4 separate regions of the Mus musculus genome follow, and regions 1, 2 and 3 are each linked to region 4. A link is a loop called in an ENCODE intact Hi-C map of the cell type or tissue named here. Cell type or tissue: left cerebral cortex. All regions are shown on one strand. Each heading gives the region's core, and the rest is flanking DNA. Links, peaks and the distances in the headings are about the cores only. Region 1 has its middle 4.1 kb from the start of Bax. Region 2 holds the start of Bax (BCL2-associated X protein). Region 3 holds the start of Gm31479 (a long non-coding RNA gene). Region 4 overlaps Sec1 (secretory blood group 1).

Evidence for each region. Peaks named below come from ENCODE experiments on the same cell type or tissue, not always from the same donor. Only the 100,000 strongest peaks of a DNase experiment are listed, where the experiment ranks them.
Region 1: it touches region 4 in a loop (2.1-fold over the local background); 11 of 42 quality-filtered maps call a loop at or near these places.
Region 2: it touches region 4 in a loop (2.6-fold over the local background); 12 of 42 quality-filtered maps call a loop at or near these places.
Region 3: it touches region 4 in a loop (4-fold over the local background); 22 of 42 quality-filtered maps call a loop at or near these places.

What each region holds. Positions count from the first base shown.
Region 1 is chr7:45,469,059-45,472,924 of GRCm38, forward strand. No RefSeq gene overlaps it. Among named protein-coding and RNA genes, the nearest start is that of Bax, 4.1 kb to the left of the region's middle. In left cerebral cortex, for the core only: a CTCF peak has its summit at 1,998 (motif pointing right); a DNase peak (open chromatin) is centred at 2,010.
Region 2 is chr7:45,464,992-45,468,255 of GRCm38, forward strand. It overlaps Bax (BCL2-associated X protein), which reads right to left and starts at 1,907. Exons shown (of 6, transcript NM_007527.3): 1 at 1,751-1,907; 2 at 1,229-1,280; 3 at 986-1,132; 4 at 198-333. The coding sequence starts at 1,784. In left cerebral cortex, for the core only: a CTCF peak has its summit at 1,544; DNase peaks (open chromatin) are centred at 764 and 1,898; H3K4me3 peaks cover 1,848 bases; H3K27ac peaks cover 1,719 bases.
Region 3 is chr7:45,591,844-45,595,709 of GRCm38, forward strand. Gm31479 (a long non-coding RNA gene) reads left to right here and starts at 3,353. Exons shown (of 5, transcript XR_882065.2): 1 at 3,353-3,866. In left cerebral cortex, for the core only: a CTCF peak has its summit at 1,505 (motif pointing left); a DNase peak (open chromatin) is centred at 1,476.
Region 4 is chr7:45,680,481-45,684,346 of GRCm38, forward strand. Sec1 (secretory blood group 1) reads right to left here. Exons shown (of 4, transcript NM_001271578.1): 3 at 3,700-3,811. The coding sequence starts at 3,796. It overlaps Ntn5 (netrin 5), which reads left to right and starts at 3,542. Exons shown (of 7, transcript NM_001358870.1): 1 at 3,542-3,866. In left cerebral cortex, for the core only: a CTCF peak has its summit at 2,445 (motif pointing left); a DNase peak (open chromatin) is centred at 2,430; H3K27ac peaks cover 581 bases.

The DNA of each region.
Region 1 (3,866 bases), core at 517-3,016, 210 kb before region 4:
CTGGCTGATGTACTAGAGACAGTGGCTGCCTTTGAAACTCAAGTCTTCTCAGAAGTCAGATATGTCCCTGGGCCTTGAGAGGTGTTTCACATGAAAATCAATCAATCAACATAGCTGGGCATTGCGGTGCATGGTTTGAAACCTAGCACACAGGAGGGAGATGCAGGACCATCTCTCTGAGTTCAAGGACAGCCAGAGCAGGAACGTCACACCAGCAGGGCCTAGCCACATCACATCCATAGTCAACAGCAAAGTGTGGTGAATGAATGTATCCAGGTCAATGCTGAGTTTACTTTCTCCACTCCTACATAGTCCAGAAGTCCCTGCCTAGGGAATGGAGTCACCCACAGTGGGCTGAGACTTGGCGCTTCAATCAACAAAGATAATTCCCACAAACAAGCCAACCTAATCTAGACTTTCTTCCCTTCATACCCTTTTCCTAGCCAGGTGTGGTGGTGCACACCTTTAGTTCCAGCACTCGGGAGGCAGAGGCAGGCAGATCTCTGTGAGTTGAAGGCCAAACCAGTCTCCATTGTGAGTTCTAGGATAGCCAGGCTGTTACACAGAGAAGTCTGGTCTCTAAAACCTGCCCTTCCCCCAAAGGATACTCTTCCTAGGTGATTCTAGGCTTTATCTAATTAACAACGATAAAAATCACAGCACAGGGGGCTAGTGAGATGGCTCAGTGGGTAAGAGCACCCGACTGTTCTTCCGAAGGTCCAGAGTTCAAATCCCAGCAACCACATGGTGGCTCACAACCATCCGTAACGAGATCTAACTCCCTCTTCTGGGGTGTCTGAAGACAGCTACAGTGTACTTACATATAATAAATAAATAAATCTTTAAAAAAAAAAAATCACAGCACAAAAGAGGCCCTAGTTTTTATGCATGTATTATTGCAATCCAGCCTGGCTCTCAAACGTGTGACCTGTACTTTACCAAGTAAGCCTTCTCCCTATCCTTGTCTTCTCTGTGGTGTGTGTACACGTGTAGTGACAATTGTGGAATTTTGGCTGCGTTAAAAAACACAAGCCGGGGGCTGGTGAGATGGCTCAGTGGGTAAGAGCACCCGACTGCTCTTCCGAAGGTCCAGAGTTCAAATCCCAGCAACCAAATGGTGGCTCACAACCATCTGTAACATGATCTGACTCCCTTTTCTGGTGTGTCTGAAGACAGCAACAGTGTACTTACATATAATAATAAATAAATCTTAAAAAAAAAAAAAACACAAGCCGGGTGTGGTGGCACACGCCTTTAATCCCAGCACTGGGGGGGGTGGGGTGGGGGGGGGAGCAGAGGCAGGCGTATCTCTGAGTTCGAGGCCAGCCTGGTCTACAGAGTGAGTTTCAGGACAGCCAGGTCTACACAGGTCTCGTAAAACCAAAAAGCAAACAAACAAACAAACAAAACAAAAAACAAAAAAACCCACAGAAATATTTCAAGAATATGTTTTCATTTTAATCTCAAGGATGGGGTATGAGGCTCCTTTAGATCGTGTGGGGATTTTTAAGAGGGTCTATAAATGCTTGAGGCCTGAGAGGTAGGGTGGGTTGTTGATTGCTGATGGTCACAGCTTATTAAGTAGTCGTGCACAAAAAAAGGAACAAGAAGAAATTAGATATCCTGACATCGCAGATCAAATTTGAGTCTCTGATTCTCTGGTCTCCACCTCCCAAGTGCTAGCACACACCTTTATGCATAGTTTATAAAGTTCTGAGGACTGGGCCCAGGGCTCAGTTGTGTGCTAGGCAGGAACTCTACCAACTGACCTTCATCTCAGCCCCAAGTTTCCCATTTTCATGCCTTGACTGAGCTAGCATTGAGCCTCATGAGGAAGATATGACATCCAAAGTATAGTTGTCATCAGGACAATGGTTATTCGCCACCATAATAGAAGTTAAAAGGCAAAACACTGAATTGGAAGGTGTGGTTTTAGTTAAAGGTCTGTTTTATTTTTAGTTAATACATATGTACACGAGTGCAGTGCCCACCAAAACCAGAAGAGGGTGCCAGATTCTCTCCAACTGAAGTTAGCTCTGTAAGCCAGACTGATGTTCTCTTTAGAACAACCAGTGCTCTTAACTGCCGAGATGTCTTTCCAGCCCAAAGTTCTGTATTTTTGTTAAAGCTGAAACTATCCCATTGAAGCACTTCCAAGCAGGATGTAGTACACTTAGTATCTCTGTTTCCTGATAAGGAGACATCAGCCAGTTGAGAGGACATTGAAGAATGTAGTTTAGGCTCTGTGACCCACACACTTGCTCTGCTGTGGGCACTCACACAGGCTGTGAACTCCAGCACTCACATCCACAATTTGTTTGTTTTTTGAGACACGAGACAGGGTTTCTCTGTGCGGCCCTGGCTGTCCAGGGACTTCCTCTGTAGACCAGGCTGGCGCAGACCTCCACCTGCCTCTGGGATTAAAGTTGTGTGATACCATATCACCCAACATCACACCCAGACTTAATCAGTCCCAAGCAAGGGAAGCAAGCTCAAGGAAAGAGCAAGCATGATGGAGCTACCCTGGCAATATTAGTCACCAGGTATTCCAGATTTCTTCAAGGCCACTTTGGGTCTCTCATAGTAGGGTAACAGGTCGGTGGAAAATCACCCTGCCTCTGACCTGTCCCCGAACCAAGGACTTGGAAATCTTTACCCCATGACTCAGGGTTAATGGCCAAGCAATAATCCTGGCTAATCTGTACATCACCACTAGTGCACTGTGCATGCTCTGAAGACCCTACCCAAGCCTGCCCCTCTGCCCAGCCCAGGGCTGTCTCTGTTCTGGTCAGAGGTAGCTGCCGTTGTGGGTTTCTCCCCAAGAATCCTGTGTGAGGAGGAGTGTTGCATGGTATGACTGAGGTTCCCCTTGGCTCCCCATCACCCAGGTACCCTTGCACCAGGAAGCTCTTTCATTCATTCTTTCCAAAGAAGCAGCCTGGTGAGGCTGAGGCTGGACAGACAGGGTTAGGGGTTAACAGAGAAAACAAAGGCAAGATGACTTTCAGGAGCCCAGATGTCAGGGGCTGTGTGGGAACAAGAAGCAACTTTGGAACTCATGGAAAATGGCCCAGTGGTTAGCGTAATCACCGCAGGTGTGCCTGGGAGAGGCAGGGTCCCAAGGACTCCATGCTCTGAGGACTTGACTCTCTTATGGAGTTTCTCTCTGCTTGTTGCCCTTGAGGTCACCACTTTGCCCATAATCTACGGGTTGTATGGAAACTCTAAGGGGGTTTCCAGTCCCTCACTGGGCAGTGTCTGTAACTGTTAGGACTTTCTAGGCCAGCCAGCTCCCAAATAATGACAAAGAGACCATTTATTAATTATAAAAGCTTTACAGGCCTTAGCTTACTGGTTCCCAACTAGCTCTTATAACATAAACTAACACTTTTATATTAATCTATGTTCTGGGCTGGAGAGATGGCTCAGTGGTTAGGAGCACTGACTGTTCTTCCAGAGGTTCTGAGTTCAAATCCCAGCAACCACATGGTGGCTCACAACCATCTGTAATGGGATCTGATGCCCTCTTCTGGTGTGTCTGAAGACAGCTACAGTGTACTCACATACATAAAATAAATGAATCTTTAAAAAAAAAAAATCTATGTTCTGTAACGTGGCTTGTTATTTCTCCTCTGGCTTCTTCTGTGTCTCACTGGCAAATCTCCTGCCTCAGATTCTTTCCCCGAGTTCTTAACTCTCCCCAGAAACCTTGCCTTTCTTCTCCTGTCTCAGCTATAGGCCATTCAGTTCTTTTTTTCTTTTCTTTTTTTTCCCAAGACAGGGTTTCTCTGTGTAACCCTGGCTGTCCTGGAACTCACTGTGTAGACCAGGCTGGCCTCAAACTCAGAAATCCGCCTGCCTCTGCC
Region 2 (3,264 bases), core at 1-2,500, 220 kb before region 4:
GCCATCAAGGAAGGGCTAGCTTGCGCTGTTTGGAGCAGAGTTCAGGTGCTGGAGATAGCCCACCACACATTAGGGCCGATACATTTGTGGAATGACTAAATGAAGGTACAGGCATTTATTACACAGCCATCTCTCTCTGTTCCCTGGTCCTCACAGACCTGAGCGGGGTGCACCTCTGGGCTCGTCCGGCTGCCTACCTTGAGCACCAGTTTGCTAGCAAAGTAGAAGAGGGCAACCACGCGGCCCCAGTTGAAGTTGCCATCAGCAAACATGTCAGCTGCCACCCGGAAGAAGACCTCTCGGGGGGAGTCCGTGTCCACGTCAGCAATCATCCTACAGGACAGGGGCAAACAGACGCTGGGTGAGATGTCGGGCCCAGTATGGGAGTTCCCACATTTTCCCCCAGACTACAGAGAAGGACACAAGGACCAGCCCAGGCTGAAACTATGGCTAGCAGACTGGGAAGGAGACAAGACGTACACCTAAGAAAGCAAAGAAAGTGGGACCTTGAATTGTAAATTCAGGGTCCTGGGGAATGTGGACTGGGGCTTGACTGAGCAAAAGCATGTTTTCCTAAATATCTACACGTGGAGAGCTGGGTCATGGCTCAGCCGTGAGGGGCTGGACCCACGGCTTCATGGTCCAGCATTTGCACAGCATCCACAAGTGAGAAGCTCAAAGGTAGAGAGCTCCACCTAGCAGTCACCAGTGAGGGGCTGTGAGCACAGCCTGGTAGCAGAGCACCGCCTACTAGAACCCGCCATAACCAGCTGGAGGTATGGCACCTGCCAAGCATCCACGAGCAAGAGACTGACACCCACCAAGCAAGGGATGCGGCTCAAGGGTAAGGGGCTGGCCCACCACGTAAACAAGCTCTGGATTCTATCTGAGTTGAGTGGAGGATACCTAGTCTCTTGGGAGAAGAACAACAGTGCCCAGTTCGGCAGGAGACCCCTTGACGGACCCCAGGTCCCAGGAAGCACACCTCTGCAGCTCCATATTGCTGTCCAGTTCATCTCCAATTCGCCGGAGACACTCGCTCAGCTTCTTGGTGGACGCATCCTGGGGCGGCTGCTCCAAGGTCAGCTCAGGTGTCTCCCCAGCCATCCTCCCTGCTCGATCCTGGATGAAACTACATGTGAATGGAAAGGGGGGAGAGGAGCAGAATGTTGAGAACCAAGCGGTGTTCTGAAAGCCCATCCCGCCACACTAGTAGCATCGCACTCACCCCTGTAGCAAAAAGGCCCCTGTCTTCATGATCTGTTCAGAGCTGGTGGGCCCTGGGGGAGAGAGGAGGAAAGGGGTGCCTGGACTCCTGGGTCCCAGGGAGAGTCAGGGGGATGGATAGGTAGGCTCATAACCCTGAGGGGAGACAGAGCTGGGGACCCTAGTAGTGACAAGTAGCATGGAAGGCCTGGCTACTGCTTCTGATGGACAGGGGGCGGGACCCGGCCTGCATCCCAGCTCCACAGCAAACCCAGAGAGCAGAATGCCAAAAGCAAACAGACCCCCAGCTGGGGGTGGGAGGAGGTGGCGCTGGCCTTCTGTCCCATCCCAGGCCACCAGCAGGAAGTGGCGCCAGCGACAAGCCCGGGCCTGCCCGGGGGCGCGCACGCGGATGTCCGCTCTCGGGGTGCGGATGAGCCGGTGGGAATGGATCCGCGCGCCCCAGCCTGCTCCCGCCCGAGCCCAAAGCCGGAGGGGTCCTAGGGTTCTTGGACCGGGCCTAGTCCTCCGCCTCCCGCCTCACCGCCGCTCCCAAGCTGCTCCCCGGACCCGTCCATCACTGCCGCTGCCTCTCGCCGGGTGCGCCCCGGCGGCTGCGGCGCACCACGGTCACGTGACTGATCGTGGACGTGCGGCCCTCACGTGGGTGCCCCGCAACATGGCCTCCGCCCCGCAGGACTAGTCACGTGATCATCATCGCTCGCTGCAGGGGCGGGGCCGCGGGTACTAAATGAACGCATGCGCGGATCGACCTTAATCCGAACTGATGCCCAGAGTTGGTTGTTTCCCCCCCCGCCCCCATTATTTCTTCTTCCCATAGATTCATGGTAGAGAGCACTAAGGAGGTTAAAGCAGAATTGCCGCAAGTTCAAAGCTTGCCTGGGATATGCTTGTCATCCCAGCATTGAGAGGCTGAGGCAGGACGGGAGTATTGCCTCGAGCTCAAAACCAACCTGCACTATAAGAGATTGCTCCAATCTGGGGAGAAAAAAAAAAAAACCAGTTGACCAGAGTGATGGTCCATACCTCTGATAGAGTGAAGCAAGAAGATTGCTAAAGAGTTCGAGGCAAACCTGGATAAAATAGTTTGAGTCCAAGCTGCACCATTAAGTAAGAATCTATCTCAAAACACAAAAACAGGCTGTACGTGGTGGCTACAACATCTTTAATTTCAGCCTTGGGAACTACAAGCAAGCAGATGCCTGTGAAATTGAGACATCCTAGAAGCAGTCCTTCTAGGCTCCGCCCCATAGTTACCTGGCAACAGTCAGGTATGCCTAGCCTACTATATAAGGACTGTTTGCCCCCTCCTCGCTCTCCTGCTCACTTACTTACTTGTCTTATTCTCTTACTTCCTGCCCCTTCTCTCCCTGCCCTGTTTCTCCTTCTCTCCTCTTCCCCGCCTTCCAGGTGTTCCTGGAGGGCCTCTTCTCTCTCCACTACTTCTCCTCCCCTCCTTTCTCTCTCTCTCCTCCTTTCCCAACTCTACTTCCCATGTCCTAAATAAACTCTATTCCATACTACATCATCTGGTGCTACATACTACATGGCCGGTACTTCAGGAGGAAGGGATTTCTCAGTGATGGGCCCTCTGAGGTACCCTTCTCACCTCACCATACCTCACTCATACCTTACAAAACACAAGTCTACATAGCAAGTGACAGGTCAATTAAGTTAGATACTGAGATCCTTAATCAAAACAAGAAACCGGGAGGAAGATGGGAGTTGCAAAGAGACCCTGGTATGGTGGCCCATACCTGTAACCCCAGAACATGGAAACCTATGAAGAATTGCTGTGAATCTGAAGCCAGCCTAGGATGCCAAGCAAAAGGAAGAGGAGGAGGAGGAAGGAGAAGAGGAGGAAGAAGAAAAAAGAGTCAGATGGTGGTTGTGTATGCTTTTAATCCCAGCCCTCAGAACGCAGGAAGGTAGATCTCTGAGTTCGAGGTCAGCCTGGACTACAAAGCCAGTTCCAGGACAGCCATGGCTACTTAGAGAAACCCTGGTTTGGAAAAAAAAAAAAAAAGAAGAGAAAGA
Region 3 (3,866 bases), core at 520-3,019, 89 kb before region 4:
AGAAGTTTATTGTAATCAATCAGACTTGGTTGCCGAGCGATGGCTCTGAAGGGACACTGTGTGTTTAAGCATAAGGAGTTGAGCAGGGGAGTTTCCATCAGTCAGGGTAGGAGTTGGTCCTAGGCCTGGGCACGTGAACTTAGTTCGATCCTGTCAGAGATGGAGAAGTTGTCCCCGAGATATCGGGACAGCTGTTTACAACAGAAACTGTTCAGCTGTTGGGAAGTCCCCAGCTCTGGGAAGTCCCCAGGTCCCCCAGGATTTAGTTCCTCTCTGTGACTAAATGGAGTCTGAAAATGAAATGGTAATGAGACGCTTCTTTTGCTTGTTCCCAACAAAAGCCACTTGGGTTCTTTGTAACTTTCCTGTGCTCATAGTTGGTTCAAAAGCAGCTCATTCACTCTTTACACAGAGCCTGGTCGTCTCCCTTATCTTATGATCTAGAAAGGGCCTGTGGCCCGAGTAACTGAGCCACATCCTGGCTCTTACACTTGGGTTTTGAAGGTTACTCATTTTGTCATAGCAGCAAGTAAGGTTGGTTAAATGGATGACCCTGTAAACATGAAGTGGGTTAAATATTGATTTTTAAATGCATTGATATTTTCTTCATTTTGTGTTTTAATTTGTGATTTAGTAAGCATCCATAGATGTATCCCACACAAAGGAGTGTTTCAAGGAGTCCTCAATGCTTTAAAAAAAACTTTTAGCCAGGCGTGGTGGCACACGCCTTTAATTCCAGCACTTGGGAGGCAGAGGCAGGCAGATTTCTGAGTTCGAGGCCAGCCTGGTCTACAGAGTGAGTTCCAGGGCAGCCAGGGCTATACAGAGAAACCCTGTCTCAAATAACAAAAACAAACAAACAAACAAACAAAAAACCCCAACTTTTATTATTTTATGTGTATGTCTGTTTTGCCTGTCTGAATGTCTGCACTACGAGTGTGCCTGATGCCTAAGGAAGCCAGGAGTCTACTAGAGTCTCTAGGATTGGAGTTGTGACTGTCTCATCATTGCTTGGAACTGAACCTGGGTTCTCTGGAAAATTAGTCGGTGCTCTTCACTGCTGAGCCATTTCTCCAGTCCAGTCCAATGCTTTTTTTTTTTTTTTTTAAATCAGTGTTTTATGTATCCAGACAGGCCTCATACATGAGCAAGTGTGTATGTATACAACACACACATATATGTATGTATAGAGATATAAATATATATTACACACATATGCACACATACATACAGAAATAAAACGAAGCTTTTCTTAATTTATTATCTTAATTTATCCATTGTGCACCTGTTTTTGCCGTGATCAGATGACAGCTTTCAGAGAAGGGTTTCTCCTTTTACTGTATGGTTCAGGAGATGGAACTGAGGTTGTCATGTTTGACAGCAGGAGCCTTTACTTGCTGAGTCACCTCAGTGGCCACAAACCAAAGATTTAAAACACCAGTCAGTCTGTAATTGAGCCCTGGGGAAGCGCTCAGATCAGAAGCGGCTGCCTGGCGCCACCTGGAGGCCAGTATGGGGCACAGCGTCTGCTGGGAAGAAAGGCAACAAGAAAGAATAGTTTATAGACTGAGCTTCCAAAAACTACTGTCAAATGTGTTCATGATTAAAAGGTCTGCATAACGACCACATGAGGAATTGTTGAAAGAATAACTTTAAGTGATTTTTTTTTCAGCAAACAACTTTTTGTTTTTGTTTTGTTTTTTGAGACAGGATTTCTCTGTGTAGCCCTGACTGTCTGGGGCAACTTTAGGTATGTAATCCCATGACTGAAATTCCAGGGCTCCGCACGTGGTGGAGGCTGGAGGATCAGAAGTTCAAAGCTTTTCTGGGCTACGTAGAGTTCATGTTTCAAAATAGCAACGATAAAGAAAATGATCAGGGGCTAGAGAGATGGCCCAGCAGTTAAGAGCACTGACTGCTCTTCCAGAGGTTCTGAGTTCAATTCCCAGCAACTACATGGTGTCTCACAACCATCTGTAATGGAATATGATGCCCTCTTCTGGTGTGTCTGAAGACTGCAACAGTGTACTCACACAAATAAAGTAAATAAATCTTTGGGAAAAAAAGGTTAAAAAATTTTAAAGATATATTTATGTGTTTGTGCCTGCATGAGTTTGTACATGTACACTGTGTGCAAGCAGGTGCCTGAGGAGGCCAGATAGGATGTAGAATCCACTGAAACTGGAGTTACAGGCAGCTGTGAGCCACCATTTGGGTGCTGGGAACTGAACTATGACCTCTTAACTGCTGAGCTATCTCTCCAGTACTGTTTATTTTTAATGTGCAGCTTCCCTCATTCTTTTTGATAATTTTTAATATCATTATTTCTTTGTCACGTGTCACAAAGTGTGGATGTCAGAGGACAACTTCAGTTGGAAATCATTTCTTCCTACTCTGTGGGTCCTAGGCATAAAATTTCCATTGTCAGTCTTGGTGGAGATACCTTTATCTGCTGAGCTGTCTTTTAGCTCAGTTACTGTTCTTTTTTAAGGGATTCTAGGTTGCTAGCGAGATGACTCAGCAGTTAAGAACACTGCTGTTGAGCAGACGAAGCAGGTTCAGTTCCCAGTGTGGTAGCTCACAACTGTCTATCATCTAGTTCCAGAGGATCCCATGGCCTCTTCTGGCCTCCTGTGCATACAGCACACACATGGTGCATATGCATGCAGATGCAAAACACTCATACATATAACATTTAAAGAAAGTCTTTTAGGGCTGGAGAGATGGCTCGGCCGTTAAGAGCACTGACTACTCTTCCAGAGGTCCTGAGTTCAAATCCCAGCAACCACATGTTGGCTCACAACCATCTGTATTGGGATCTTATGCCCTCTTCTGGTGCATCCGAGGACAGATACAGTGTACTCATATCAATGCAAATAAATAAGTTTTTTTTTTTTTTTTTAAAGAAAAATGATCAGCTAGGCTCTTACTGGCATCTGACACTATTTTTTCTCATTATGCATATTTTTACTGTTAATATCAGAAAGTACAGTCACTAGCTGCCAAGTGAGGATGTGAATTTGATCCCAGACAACTGAAGTGCTCTCTCTCTCTCTCTCTCTCACACACACACACACACACACACACACACACACACGCACGCACATACACATACATGCACAGGCATACACCCACACTCAAATATACACCACAGAGAATTAAAAACAGACCAAAAATTGTATGTTAAAATACACAGCAGTTAATAGATAAAATGCATAAATAACTCAAATGTCTACCAACAGATATAATAATTAATAAAAGTTGTATTAACTGGGCTTCTTAGGGTTTCCATTGTTGGGAAGAGATACCATGACCAAGGCAATCCTTATAAAAGTCAACATTTAATTGGGGCTGGGCTTATAGGTTCAGAGATTCAGTTCATTATCACCATGGCAGCTTCCAGGCAGACACTGCTATAGGAGCTAAGATTTCTGCATCTTGTTTGAACGCAAACAGGAAAAAACTGGCTTCCAGGCAGCAAGGAGAAGGGTCTCACATTTCCTCCAACAAGGCCACATGTCCTAATAGTACCACTCCCTGAGGCAACCATATTCAAGCCCCTGGGGTGTAGTGGGACACACCTATAATCCTAACTGTCGGGAGGCGGAGGTAGGCGAATCTGTGAGTTTGAGGCCATCCTGTTCTACAGAGTGAATTCCAGCACAGCCAGGGCCATGAAGAAACAGTGTGTGTGTGTGTGTCTGTGTGTGTGTGTGTGTTGCATGCATTTAAGTGTGCAGGTGTGTGCATCTTCTGTGTGCATTCAGGCTGAGTGCGAGTGTGTAGTCACGAAGGACCAGAACGTGAGCTGAGGTGTCTGGCTCTATCCTTGTCTCTCCTGTTCGCTTAAGACAGTCTCTCACTGA
Region 4 (3,866 bases), core at 901-3,400:
GGATGGCCAGAGAAACCCTGTCTCGAGAAAACACAAACAAAACCAGAGAAACTAGCAGGACACGCTGGGTGCAGGGCGCTCACACCCATCCTCAGACCTCTTGTCTCAGCAGCGGCACAGTTACTTTGCTCGAGCTGTTTCTTTTTTCTTTTATTTCTTTCTTTCTTTTTTTTGGTTTTTCGAGACAGGGTTTCTCTGTGTAGCCCTGGCTGTCCTGGAACTCACTCTGTAGACCAGGCTGGCCTTGAACTCAGAAATCTGCCTGCCTCTGCCTCCCGAGTGCTGGGATTAAAGGCGTGCGCCACTGTGGGCCTGCAGTATACCCACACCAGTGGCTGCACTTCTAATATCCTCCCATCATGCCCAGCCCACAAGGAACGATTGCTTCTGCTACACCCCAGGTGCTAGTGAACATGGGAGAACAAAAGAGAACTCTCCACTTGTGCATTACAGAGGCTGGAACAGGCTGTGCTTACACAGACCAGACTTGCCATGTGATTTTGCTTCCTATGGGCTCAGGTTCATTGTTCAGCTCAGTCTGTGTGCCTCAGTTTCTTCTTTTGTAAGATGAGACTGGCCATAGTACCCATGAGCATTGCATTCTCTCATTGTCTGTGTTATAACAGATTCAGTCTGCCCAGAGCTCCTGACTCTGCAGCTCTGGGTAGACCTGTGCCTGCCAAGAGCAGTCAAATATAGCAAGTGAGACAAGCACCTGCTTCTGGGCCAGGACTCGGGGGGTGGGCAGTGCCAACTTCCTGTTTCTGAAACACTCTATAATAAGAGGTAGGCCTTATCAGTTTGGCCTTTACGTGTAGGTCTGTGTTCAACCTGTTTCCTGGTAATCACTTCACTGGAATAGAATTTGCATATCTAAGAATCCACCCGTGTCAGTGTTCTCCTAGTTCCACTAGTGTGGCCTCTGGTGTGCTCAGAGCTGACTAATACCTGCTTCATCCCAAAGACTGTTTGTCCACAGCCCTGGCTGTGTCCCCTCTGCTACCTTACTTAGCTAAGCTGGTCTTGTCTCCGTGACTTGCTGAGCCACGTAGTTAGTATGTGGAAGGGTACATCATCCGGCCTGGCGACTCCTGCTTGTCCTTGGCCTGTCACTATGTGAGTTTGTATGGGTTACCTTCATTTCCTGCCTGTGATGGACAATGCTGTCATAGCTCACGATGTGGATGCTTTTTGGTTCCCTTGAGCACCTCTCTGGGGTGGCACTGCTGGGTCAAATGTGGCTGGTTTCAGGAAGCAGCAGCAGGTGTTAGAGTCCCATTTCTCCATCTGCTTTCCTTTGCTACTGACTGGCTGTGGTGGGCACCATGCAGTGTGGGCCCTCACTGAGGAGACCACGGTTTTAACCTGCAGGCTCTGCCTTGGCACTGCTGGGCTTGTGTGGACTCTGATATGCACAACTCATCTATGCTGGGTAGCTTTTCTCATCAACATGACATAAGTTACCAGGGACCTTTCTGACTGAGAAAACACCTTCATCAGATAGCCTGTAGGGGAGTTATGGGGGCATTTTCCTGATTAATTATTATGGGAGGTCCAACCTCACCATGGGCAGTGTCACCTCTGGGCAGGTGACCCTAGGTTATAGAAGAGCAAACCACAGACAGCAAACCACTAAACAGCACTGCTCCATGGTCTTCGCTTCAGTCCCTGCCTCCAAATTCCTGCCGTGAACTCCTGTTCTGACTTCCATTTATGATGGACTGTAAACTTCAGACTGAAACAAACCCTTTCCTCCCTAGGTTGCTTTTGGTCCTGATGTTTATCACAGCAGCAGAAAAAAGACTAACGCACCACCCTAAGGATAAGGCAAACAACCGCTTCCTCTCTTTATGTATCCAGACTCCAGCTCTCTCAGGGCCCCACAAAGTCTTCAGGTGTCTGCTGCACCATACTGATATCTGCTCTCTCCTGCTTATTCTCTGTCCAAGCCTCAGTATTAGGCAGGCCCCCTCAGCTCCTGTATCCCAGGGCCTTACTTTATTATTAACCATTTCTGGAAGTCAGAACATTCTTGGAGTTTAACTTGGGTTCCCAGAAAGGTCAGGCAGCTCTGACCACAGGACACAGCACAGCACACACACCAAGTCTCACAGAAATACAATGCTCGCCAGCACTACACTGCCTCACTTGCCCGCAAAGCAAACCCATCCTCCCCCACCCCAGCTCCTTCTTTTCTCATTGCAGTCATTTTCTTTCTCCTGGCTCTCTAGCCAACTCGAAGTGGATCGCCCAGCCCAGCCAGAGCACCAGGGAGCAGAGCTGGGCCAGAGAACCTGGGCAGAGAAGAGAAAGGGCTCAAGATGGCTTTGGGAGAGGGAGTGGATCTCGGAACACTTCCTGGTAAAGGCAGCAGCTTTGGGAAGTGCTCTGTTGCTGCCATCTTGAGGTGACGCCCAGCCTTCATCCGGCTATGCCGAGAGCGCCCTCTGGAGGCTGTTCCACAGCAAGGCCTGGAAGACTCAGTGGAGAGGCTGTGCTACCCACCTCCTTTGCCTGAGGCTGCAGACAGAGACCCTCTACTGTGGAGAGCAAACAGGCCTGAGCTCTCCCGAGGCTTGACCCTGTGAGGGTTAGGGTCTCGATACTTGGGGAGCTCCATAGCACCTCTGAATTAAGGACCAGCCACTTCCTGGGTGGGCTTGGCTTCCCCACAGCTGATGCTTTCTGGGGGTCCCCCAGCCAGCTCAGGCACCCAGAGCAAAGTGAGGAGGAGAACTCCCTCTGGAGACAGCGTAGGGACTTACCACGCTAGGCAGGCAGGATCCTGCAGCAGACCCAGACCTTCTCTGGATGTCTGACAGCCATCTGTCCTGCTCCACAGCGAGCCATTCGCAATTGTCTACAGAACAGACCAGCTTCCCGTCTTTCTGTCTAGAAGGTGGCCTGACAGTGCCAAGGCTGGGGCAAACCGGGGAGGACTTGCTGGACCCACAAGTCCCACGTGTCACCCTATGGCTCACACAGCCCTTGCTGGGGACATGGGTCTCAGATGTGGGATCCGTTGGCCTGAGCCTTCTCTTAAAGCTTAGTCCTCCTGCATCTGTGGGTCTTGTAGCTCTCATTTGTCCTTGTCCCTGCTCCTCTAAGATCCCAGCCTCAAGGGTCACCCGGCAGTACAGAGGGATCTCTTACTCCCAGGGCACCAGGTCCCTGAGTCTTGTCCTGGGCCAGTTCTGCACACTGGCAAGACAGTAGCTATGAATGGGGTGGGTGCTCAGGAACAAACCACACATATTCTCATCTTGCTCAGAGAGAAACCACAACACTCAAATGTTCAGACACAACAAGTTGTGGAAGTGTTTCAGGCTAAAAGCCCTGGGGCCTTTATCCACCAGTGGCTGGGGGGAGGGGGGAGCTGCCTTTGGCTTTTGCTACCTTCTTTTCCTCCCCAAGTTCAGCCAGGCTGAAAGTCTTCTCCGCTGCCCTCCTTGCAGGTAGCACTGGCCTCTGGTTTCCCCTACAGCTGATCTGAGGCTGGGAATTTTAGAGCTTGAAAGCAACTGACCTTAACACCGAGTTAACGCACTTGGGGCAGGAGGATGCAGGATGGGGAGGGGCTGGCTGGCTTGGGGTCGGCCAAAAGCAGGGGCTGGCAAGCTAAACTCCAGAGGTGCTGGGGCAAGTGGGAACAGGCCAGGACCCCAATCCCAGAACCCCAAGCTGTAGTCATACCCCTACCTGCTTGGATCCTTCTAGGCCGGCTTGTTTGGGGCCACCAAGCTTCAAGCCTGCTGGGGGCGACAGTGCTCCTGTCCCACGCAGTCTCGGGTGGCATGGCTGGCAAGGGTCCCTGTGGGAAAGCGTGGCTGCTGTTGGCTAGGGTTTGGGTGGGCGGTAGTGTTGGA